Linked DNA regions of Homo sapiens: region 2 is linked to region 1. Evidence: chromatin loops called from intact Hi-C (ENCODE). Cell type or tissue: gastrocnemius medialis. All regions are shown on one strand. Links, peaks and the distances in the headings refer to the core of each region. The heading gives the core; the rest is flanking DNA. Region 1 overlaps PKNOX2 (PBX/knotted 1 homeobox 2). Region 2 overlaps PKNOX2 (PBX/knotted 1 homeobox 2).

The links. Hi-C counts contacts between places; a loop is a spot of excess contacts. Peaks named below come from ENCODE experiments on the same cell type or tissue, not always from the same donor. Only the 100,000 strongest peaks of a DNase experiment are listed, where the experiment ranks them.
Region 2: a loop joins it to region 1, with 5 times the contacts of the local background. A loop is called at or near these places in 3 of 110 quality-filtered maps.

What each region holds. Positions count from the first base shown.
Region 1 is chr11:125,297,134-125,302,506 of GRCh38, reverse strand. All of the region lies in intron 2 of PKNOX2 (PBX/knotted 1 homeobox 2), which reads right to left. Among named protein-coding and RNA genes, the nearest start is that of PKNOX2-AS1, 33 kb to the right of the region's middle. In gastrocnemius medialis, for the core only: no CTCF peak of the experiment used is centred there; DNase peaks (open chromatin) are centred at 1,476, 2,479 and 3,096; H3K27ac peaks cover 3,633 bases.
Region 2 is chr11:125,226,222-125,231,594 of GRCh38, reverse strand. All of the region lies in intron 1 of PKNOX2 (PBX/knotted 1 homeobox 2), which reads right to left. Among named protein-coding and RNA genes, the nearest start is that of PKNOX2-AS1, 38 kb to the left of the region's middle. RefSeq lists an enhancer at 1,965-2,959. In gastrocnemius medialis, for the core only: no CTCF peak of the experiment used is centred there; DNase peaks (open chromatin) are centred at 1,234 and 2,344; H3K27ac peaks cover 1,364 bases.

The DNA.
Region 1 (5,373 bases), core at 172-5,171:
CCTGTGAGTCCAGCAGCAGGTGAGCTGGGCCAGCCGGCTAAAGGCTGTGAGGGGTAGTGTGCAGCCCGAAGGTGGGAAATTGCACCCATCAGCATCAGAGGAGAGTGTGCATAGCAGATCGTGGACTAGACGTGGCCTCAGTCACTCACTTGATTGTCAGGGGCTGGTCAGATCATGGCTGGTCAGTGCATGGCTGGAGAGGAAGCTCCTGTCCTCTCCACCTCTCCAGGCCCAACTTCTAGGTCCAGGCTGAATGTGGCCTTTCAATTTACATCACCTGCTCTGTTCTCTTTGCCTGCGATGCTGCAGCTCCCATCCTCTGTGGGAGTCCACTCATCCTTCCAGGCCCCACCCAGATGTCCCCTTCTCTGTGAGGCCTCTCTGGACCTCCTCCAGGCAGCATAGCCCCTCCATGGACTCAGGATTCTCCAGGCAGCTGGCGAACTGCGTCTGAGATGCCATGGCCACTCTTAGCCCCAGTCAGACAAGCACTGGCCCTGAACTCCTTGCAGCGATGCTCTCGCTAACACACACTGGGATCTCCAGAGGGACCATGCCCCGAACTTTGCACACAGTAGGTGCCTAGTAAATGTTGGCCAAAATGACTGAGTCTGGGCAAATGTATAAGAGCACGCTTTCCCTGGCTTAAATTACATCTGCAAAATCAACACCCAGAAAGGGAGAATTAGAAAGATGGCTTTGCCTCTGGAAGGTTGTCCTAGAAAATCACTTCTGTCTCCTCTCCACTGGCCTGGCACCACCTGCCTTGTGCCCAAGCTGAGTCCACCAAACCCAAACTGTTCTTTTTTATTTTTTATTTTTAATGAAACAATAGATGATCTTTTGACATTTCCAGGGCTGTTTGGAAGAAGGAAAGATAATATGTAACAAATTCATATACTTGCGTGTGTTTCTTGGCTCTGGCAGCTAAAATTTCCATCTCTTTATGCAGGAGTCCTGGGGAGCTGAAATCCTTGATAATGCCAAACAATTCAACACTTTATTCTCTCTTTACTCTGTCTGCACCACGGAAAAATATCGATTTGATGCTGCCAGCTGTGGGAAGTGAAATCAGATACTACACTCTTTCTTGCAAGCAGAAGAAGTCTACCCTGCTTGGGAGGCCCTGTCTCTACCCAAGAGTCTTTGGGTAGAGTCCTATCCAAGGCAAAGGACAGCCTGGCTTTAGTTGCCCCCGGGGCATATGGGCTGGAGGATCTCGAACACCTGAGGTGTCCAGGGTGGGCCCAGATAGTTTCTGTCTGTCCTTCTGTCCCTACTGCCTGGAGTCCTTTCCTAGGCAGTCCCAGCAGTGGATTGGCAGCATCTGATCTGAGCTCCAAACAGCGCTCCCTGAACCAGAGCCAGCCCAGAGCCCTGGAAGTTAGCAGAGCCAGTGACACCTTCAAGCTCACATTCTCAACTTGTACAGCACATTTTGGCCTGGGGCTGAGATAAGCATCTATTATCAGCACTTTCATTTCCTGGAGGAGGGGACGAGGATAGAGCACAAGACTTGCCCAGGGCCACACACTGCAATCTCGCTAGAGCTTAAGACCTCCTCTCCTGACACCTAGGCCAGAAGTGTATTCATTTGTCCATCCATCCTCTGAGTCATCTAAAAAATATTAAATGCCTGCAACATGCCAAGTAGTGTGTTCTGGCTCCAAGTAGCTTTTCCTGAGTCTGGAAGCTTAGCTTTCAGGTTTCCCTATAGAGGAAAAAATGCAGGGCCCTGCCTGTTGGGATCTGGGGAGAGTTTATTGGGATAAACAGTACGTAGTTTCAGAAGCAGGTATTTTCAACTTTCCCTCCCTCCCCTCTCCTGCACCCGACTCTCTCTCTGTCTCTCTGTCTCTTTGTTTCTCTGTCTCTCTCTGTTTCTGTCTCTGTCTCTCTCTTTCTGTCTCTCTCTGTCTCTCTGTCTCTCTTTTTCTCTCTCTCTGTGCACGCACACACCTTTCCTCCTTTTCATGTAATGGTGATTAAGAGCCTGGGCTTGGGAACCAAAATGCCAGGGCTTAAATCTTGGTTCTGTTGCTTGCCAGCTGGAGAACTGTGGGAAGCTGCTTAACCTCTCTCTGCCTCAATGGCCTCATCTGTAAAATGGGGATACTAATATCCCTAGAGAGGATTAAATAGAGTAATACATGTAATGTGTTTAGCACAGTGCCAGGCACAGTATTCAAAAACTGCCAGCTGCTATTGCTATTATTAGTAGTAGTAGTGGTCATTGCCTGGTAGGGAGGGGTCAAAACAGAGATAAAGAGGGTAGAAAAAGAGAAGTCTGCAGCCTTAGGCTCGGCCACCTTTGCTCTTTCAAAAGCAGACTCTCCAAAGAAGCCACTCCAAAATCAGGATGGGAGCCCTCATTTCAGCTCCTTGGTCCCCTCTCCAACCGCTCACACGGCCCCGAAGGCCAGACAGGTGCAGGATGCTGGTTGACAGGCCGGTGACTCCACCCCTGGACAACCAACCAGGGCTAACCATGTGCCAACCATTTGTGGAGAAGGAGAGTCATCCTCCCACAGGCCTAAGGCTCACCTTCTATCAAGCACAGCCCTGTCGTGAGGGGCAGCAGACAGGGTGTCTCAGAAACAGACGGTGAGATGGGGAAGAGACCAGGCTGCTTTTGGTTTGTTCCACAGCTTTTGGGAAGCCCCACGGTCGCTTCTGGCTCAGAACCGAGGCTCAGGAAAGCAGAGCAGCCCGGTGGGGGGATGCGAGGGGATCCAGCCATATCCCCAACGCTCACCCTCTCCAAATCGGGTAAGAAGGAGGACCCCAGGAAAACGACTTCAGGCATCTACCAGCACAGTTTGTGAAACACTTCCACATCCTTTAATTTTTCCCAACAATCTTTGAGACCAACATGGCAGATATAATTAACCCCATTTAACCAACAAGTATGTTGAGGCTCAGAGATGCTAATGGATTGTCTAAGGTCAGGAGTAGTGGCACTGCCAGTGCCCAAACCCACCTCTCCTGATGCCCAGCAGAGCACAGCTTCCTCTGTCACCCCGCCCTTCCCTGGCCTCAGTCAGCTCTCCATTTCTCCACCGAGACAGCTGAGAGGCTCATGTAGCTGGCTCCTCGTCTTGTGCCCAGGGAGGGGAAGCAGGCAACCAGAGTTACGCACTCAGACTACAGCTGGGTTTAGAGTGTGACCTAGTTTGGATGTTTGTCCCCTCCAAATCTCATGCTGAAATGTGACCCCAGTGTCGGAGGTGGGGCTGGGCGGGAGGTGTTCAGATCGTGGAGGTGGGTTCCTCATGAACGGCTTGGTGCTCTCCCCATGGGAATGAGTGAGTTTCTTGCTCTGGTAGTTCACTCAAGAGCTGCTTGTGTAAAAGTGTGTGGCACCTCCCTGATCTCTCTTGCTCCTGCTCTTGCCAGGTGACATGCCTGCTCCCCCTTTGCCTTCCACCAAGAGTAAAAGCTCCCAGAGGCCTCCCCAAACCCGAGAAGATGCTGGCACCATGCTTGTACAGCCTGCAGAACTGTGAGCCAAATACACCTCTTTCTTTATAAATTACCCAGCCTTAGGTACTTCTCGATGGCAATGCAAGAATAGCCTAACACAGGGCTTGATCTGGAGAAAGGTGACAGGTGTCTCTTGGCCTCCTGACATGATAACCAATGGTCAGGTAAGAACAAGAAAGAGGCGAAGAAGGCCTGCCCTACAAGTGTGCCACAGGAGTTGCGGAGACCCCGGGAATACGTCAAGGTCACGAGCCAAAGTCTGAGGCCACTGTTTGGCTTCTTCTGACAGCCTTGCACTGTAGGCTTCATTCATTCATTCATCCATCCATCCATCAATTCATTCATTCATTCATCCCAAGTATTTGTCTGGTCCCTGGTACTGTGCTAAGGGCTGGCCTTTCAGCGGCTCAGAACTGGGGGCCTGGAGGCCTGTCTATGCACAGCTCAGGCTAAATAAATGCTCCTGGGGAGCTGAGGGAACACAGAGGGAGGCTGAGTTTCTACTTCACCCACCCCAGAGTCAGGGCTGTTGCTTTGGAGCTCAGTCCAGTTTTAGAAAGCCCTCCACTCTGGTGGCCAGGCCGAGGGGTGAGCCAGCCCAGGTGTTCAGGGAGGGAGCAGGTAAGCCTCCTGCAAACCTGTGACAAACGCGCCGCTTCCAGGGTATCCTGTGTGGGCCTCTATCCCTGGTGACGCATACACAAGGTGGTCCACAAAGTTGTCACTCAGTGGGATGCCTGAATTTTCCAGGTCTCCCAGTGCCCAGCTTTAAGAGCATCCTATGCAAGGCCCTTCATCTACCCCTGTCTGAACCTCCACAGCCCCAGGGGTAACCAACAGCCTCTGCCTGTTTCCTTAACGCCACCTTCTGAGGGACCCAGAGCTCTCACTCCAGCTTATTCAGCCTGGCCTACTCAACCGACTGCTTGCCCAGTGCCCTCACTGTGCCTGGGTCCTCCCAAGCTCTGAAAGTCCTCTTTTCCTCTCTGGCACAGGCTCAGTTTGGGCCATCAGTTGTATATTCATTGTTCATTATATGACAGGTCCCAGGATGTCACCCACCAGCAAGAACAAAGGTGATTAAGACTGTCCTCAGAAGGGTTATGGTTTGCAGGGAGTTATGGAAATGTGACAATGAGCTAATCTATGGGAAGGGTGATATGGGGCTCAAAGATGGGCACCAGGCTCATCCTGGCGAGGAGATGACGCTGAGCTGAGCCTCAAGGAATAAAAATAGTGTGCGGGGAGAGAGACTGTGTTCCAGACAGAGGAAACAGCATTTTCAAGGGCAGGAAATAGCATAATGCATGCAGGATGTAATGAGAAGTCTGTGTTTATGACGAAGGGCTGGCCATAGATGAGGCTGGTGAGGAAGGTGGAGGACCCATACACCAGGTACGAGAGCTTAGTCTTCATCCTTCCAGGAACAGCCAATTTCCTTAAGTGCACAACACTCATTTGCAAAGAGTCATCGCAAATGTCACCTCCTCCAGGAAGCCTTCTCTGACTTCTCCAGAATGAAGCACTTTCCTACTCATGCTGTCAGACTAATGAGTTCCTACTTCTAGTATACCGCACATGGCTCTAAGCTTTTGTTTAAACTGCTGTTGCCACCACTAGACTGGAGATCAAGAATTATTTTCTATTCAATTGTAGATCCCCAGAAATTAGCAGAAGGCCTGGCATACTCAGGTGGTGAATAAATATTTTATGGATCAGTGAATGAGAACAAATTGAGGTCAAATGATCTACTCACTCCCTGCTATCTGCCTCCATTCTGAACTCTCAGTTTAAATATGTAAATATTGATCTATGTCTCTATTTATTAGTTTTCTCATCTGTATAATGGGAAGAATAATACTCTATGGATCGTTGTGAAAAGTAAATGAC
Region 2 (5,373 bases), core at 89-5,088, 71 kb after region 1:
CCATCCATGTGCCTGATGTTTTTAGGGCCTTCCAAAGCCAGCTGTCTGTGATCCTCACAGGCAAATAATCATGGCAAAGGCTTTCAGCCATGCAATAATGCAACCAGAATTTGAACTCAGGCTTGTCTTATTCATCGTGAAAATAAAATGGAATCATAAATGAGATTGGCGATTCACATTTGTAGATATGAGGGAATTTATGAAATGGTAAATGAGGAGGGAGTTGAATGGTCATGCTTATTTGGAAAAGAGGCGGGGAGAGGGATAGAAGAAAGCTTCCCATAGGAGGTAGCGTGATAGAACTTGTCTCTGCATCCTCAAGGATAGCTGTGCAGGCATCTATGAAACATATCCAGGTAAAGAGGAAGATTAGCTGGGGGTTTAGCAAAGCCATAGGTCTGACACAGAGAGCACCAGACCGGGGGGTCAGCCAGACATGGATTCATGCCCTGACTCTGTTATTAACTTACTGTTTGATCTTGGACAAGGAACTTTAATCGCTGTATGCCTCAGTTTCCTCATCTGCAAAGTAGTAGAGTTAAACTACCAGATCTTTAAAATAAAACTCCATCTGACAATCTCTGAGATTGCCCAAACCAATCCTCCAGAGAGGGCACTAAGTCTCTTGCTAGCATGGTGTATCATTGAGGTTAAGAGTAAAGATGCTGGAGTCAAACAGTTTCAGGTTTAAGCCAGGGCCCATCATTTACCTAACCTTAGCTTCTATGAACCTCAATTTTCTCATCTTTAAAAGTGTGCTAACAGTAGCACCTTTAAATAAGATGGTGCATGTACCATCTCATTTGTGCAATGCCTAGGACATATTAATAACTTAATTAAAAAATGGCTGCAACTGAATAGGAAAAAGAGAGGCAAATCCAGAAGACTGAGGACTTCTACATTCATCCTACTGCCCATGACAAGTTTTCCTATTCTTGCCCAAGCCAGACTTTGGGGATGAGGACCAAATTGTGACAACTCCTTCTTGAACACTAAGAGTCTCTCTGGATGCTCCTGTCCTCTGCAAAGCCCTCTGTAGGCCTATAAGCCAACCTTCCAGAAGAGAAACAAAACTTTGGTGGAAAAATCTGATTGAGATGGGCCATTCCAGGAGCAAACACCTGATGGACCACTCGTCCCTCCAACAGCGTATCTGCAGCTCCCACCATATCTCACTGAGTCCCTGCTCTGTTCCACCCGTGCACCCTCATCACCTGACAATGTTTTGCAGTTGCTTACACTTGTTCCATGAGGTTGTCAGTCAGGCACTGTGGCCCCTGACCAGCAGGCTCTAAATGACACAATAGTTATGTAATTAAATAGATATAATTACCTAGTGCTAACTTGTTGCCTCTGAGACTCTTATGCATCCAGCACTGAGGGTACTGCACGGCCTTCCTCAAAGCCCACTGGGCCTGGATGCTAATTCCACACTAGTCCTCAGCCCCCTGTGCCACAGGCAGTGCTGGGCACCCAGTTGCAAAGGACCTGGAAAGGCTTCCTCTGTGACACCCCTCAGGCCCTGCCCAGGCCAAGCCTCGACTCTTGGGCCTGGACCTGTCAGTATAGGTATGAATATGAAGTTATCTTAGGAATGCTGGCAGTGGTGGGTTAACCTTAATATTTATCCCATATGGGAGGAAGAAGTGGACATACTTATGACCTTTCTACACCAGGCAGAAGCAAGCAATTTACCCTCCAAGCCTGGGATGGGAAGACTCACATACACTGGGTGGTGTGGGCTCACAGAGTGGCTTGGTCTCAGCAGAGGTAAACCCTCGAGCATGAGGGTGGGCCTGCTCACAAGCAAGCCCCCCCTGGCCCCATGGACATCCTCTGTAGTGCTAAAACACCAAGACCCAAGACTTACTAATTCTCCCTCAGAAGCATCACTGCTCTTCTACCCATCCCATTGTCATTAACCCAACTCTCCTTGTCTCCAGCCTCACACTGTTTTTGCGCATCCACCCTACCAACCCTGCCCTGGGAATCTTCCTAAAACACAATTTTCATCTGTCCATGTCTCCTTTAGTACCCTTCCACGACTCCTTATTGACTGGCAGAGGTTGCCAACTACCAGCCCCAAGGTTGACTCTTGCCTGTCCAGTGTTTTTATATCTGCCAACATCTAAACCTTGCAAAATTTCACATTTAGAAATCTGGATTCCTAACTTTTCTCCAGAAATTGTATGACCTAAACATGCCAATTCTGCATTTCCACATGTCGATCATTGGATGAGGTAGAGTATCAGCCGCCTCCTTTTAACTGGGCACATGTCCTCCTGTTTGCCCCATAGAGAGAAGGCAGGTGTTGCCCCAGAAGTCTCCCCCGTCACGGGGCCAGACACCTAGAGGCTGACTCATGCTGCCTGCTGAGCAGTATCGGGTTCAAGGTGATAGTGTGGGGGTGGTGGGGGTGTCGCATTATGTTCTCAGCTGTGCCGTACTCAGCTGCATGCTGGAGGAGGAGGGCCAGGAAATGCCAACACCGCTCCCACATGGACCCACCAAGTGTCTCTCCCTCTCACCTGGGCAACTCCTCCACTCCTAGTCGGGAAAGAGCTGGGGAAAGGTCTTACTGCAGTTTCCCAGGAATGCCAGTGGCCAGAAGGCAGGTGCTGAAGGCTTCCCTTCATTGTGGACACTTTCCCCACCCCCAAATCTGTAGCGGTTGCACCCCCTCCTTTTATTTCCATCCCATTCCTCCTATCAAAGCCCTAACAGCACATATTTTGTTAATTGTACAAACCTAATGGGGGAATGCATTGGCAAAAAAGGGTAATGGCCATCAGACCAGCAATAAAACAAAATTAATGGCCCATAGGAAGAAATCATGTCCACTTAATCCTGGCTCCGAAACTCTAATAGAATAATGGAATACCAACCGAGGGTTTTTTCTCTCTATGCAGATTGCTTACACCATGTTAATCACTTGCAAAGCAGGCCACATACCACTCCGGCTCACATGACCCTCCAGGGAAAGTAGCAGACCAGAAACATTCAGTGCAAGGCTCATTACTGACATGGACCATACAGCAACACCTTCCCTCCCTCCCCCAGGTGACTCCGGGACAGCCAGTGTGGGGTGTCATTGAGAGCCATCAGGTGTGGTGGGCCAGAAAGCAAGACACCTAAGACCTAATAATAGCAAACATTTATTGAGTGCTTACTATGTGCCAGACACTGGGCTTGCTGAGCTCCTTCTATGGACTACATGACTGCCACCCGTTTTCATCCTCTATAGCTGCATGGTGCAATAAGGTAGCCAAGGGCCACGTGTGACTTTTAAAATTCGAATTCTAATTAATTAAAATGAAATGAAATGTAAAATTCAGTCCTCATTCTCACTCACCACATTTCAAGTGCTCAACAGCACATGTAGCTAGTGGCTGTCATACTGGACGGCTCAGATGGAGCACGTTTCTGTCATCGTGGAAGGTTGTGCAGGACTGAGTTGCTCTAGAATGTTAAGGCTATTGTATCTTTTTTGTTTAACTGATTTTTAAGCAAAGGAGGGGAGAGGAGCAGTACACTACCCAAGGTCATGCCATGCCACTGATACACGGCTGAGCTGGGTTCTAACCCTCATCTAACCCAGGCTTGCTCCAGCCAGGACCAGCAGTGGAGGCAGCAGGGGGCCTCCTGAGCCTTTCAAGGCTGGTAGAAAGTCTCTTCTGTTCTCTGTGGCTCCTCCGGGGCTCTCTGAGAAACTGCCTTTTGCAGCAGGTGCCACAGACCCAGTGAGGTCAGTAGTTGCTCAAACGGCGTTAATGAAGAAAATGAATATTGACTTAAGGGACAGCAGAAAATAATTAAGACACCTTAAAAACATGCCTCCACTTTTTACATACTATAAACCCAAAGGAAGCAAAAGTGGCGACTGAAGCAGATACTTGTACACTTGTGTTCATAGCAGCTTTATTCACAGCAGCCAAAAGTGGGAGCAACCCAGTATCCATCAACAGATGAGTGGACAGACACAATGTGGCATGCATACGTCTACATCCAATGGAATATGATTCAGCCTTAAGAAGGAAGGAAATTCTCACACATGCTACAACATGGATGAACCTCGAGGATACTATTCTAGGTGACATAAGCCAGTCACAAAAAGACAAATACTGTATGGTTCCACCTGTACAAGGTACTGAGAGTGTCAAACTCACAGAGATAGAAAGTAGACTAGTGGTTTCCAGAGGCTGAGGTGGAGGATGAGGGACTGGGGAGTTGTTGCTTACTGACTACGGAGTTTCAGTTTTGCAAGAGGAAAGGCGTTCTGTGGATGGATGGCAGTGATGGTTGCACAACAATGCGAATATACTTAATGTCATCAAACACCAAGGCAAATTACTGACATGCACCATCTAGCAACCCATTCCCTCCCTCCCCCAGGTGACTCCAGGACAGCCAGCGCAGGGTGTCATTGAGAGCTATCAGGGGTGCTTAAAAATGCTTAAGATGGCAAATTTTATGTGATATATGTTTTACCACAATTTAAAAATACGTATATATGCCACCACTAATATCTCCCAATTTCTATCAAGAATAATAAAAAAATAAAGAGCCTGAGATCTTTAGGAGTAGGGGAAGGAGCAGCTCATCAGTCCAAGGAGAGGATAAGGGAGCCAAGGCCTGACAGAGAGAGCAAGGAACCCAGAGCCTCCCAGCCCCAGCGGGGAGAAGTCAGAGGAGAGGCTGCCAGGGAGGAGGGACTGTGTTCCTGAGGATGGGACAGCTGGGCCAGCCTGCAACAGGGAAGGCAACTCCAGAAGGCTGACACTGGAAAAATGAGCAACGATTTAGGATTAAAAAAAAAAAGGAAAAAAAAAAACCTGGTGAGGGTAGGAGAGGGGGCCAATTAGGAGTGTAGGAGAGTATCTACGCTCCTAGTTGTACCATCTAGGTGTATATCCACAGCAATAAAACGATAAGCAGGAAATCTAAAAGAAGAGGGGAATAGGAGGAAGAGAAAGAGATGAGAGGATTTGGGCACCTAATGTGATGCAGCAGTCAGTAATGGTTTGGCGTGTTGGAAAGGGTGTAGACAGGACCTAGGAGACGGCCCTTGTCCTCATAGTGTTATGACTCTGTGCACATTGCCCTAACTCTCTGGGCCTCAACTTCCTCATCTATTCAACCCAGCGGCTGTACCAGAGCAAGAAGAACCTTAAGGTGGTAGCAGTCCACAAATCCCTGGAAATTTTACCCAGAATAGTATTTGTGTGTAAGTTTTTCCGGGGAGAGGTTTACAGATTTTACCAAGATTTCAAGGCTATCCACATCCCCTGAGAGGTTAAAAATCAGTGGAGAAGATACTCACTGGGTTCACATTCAGCCATAAAGTCCTAAAATTCCAAGAAATCTTGGACCAGA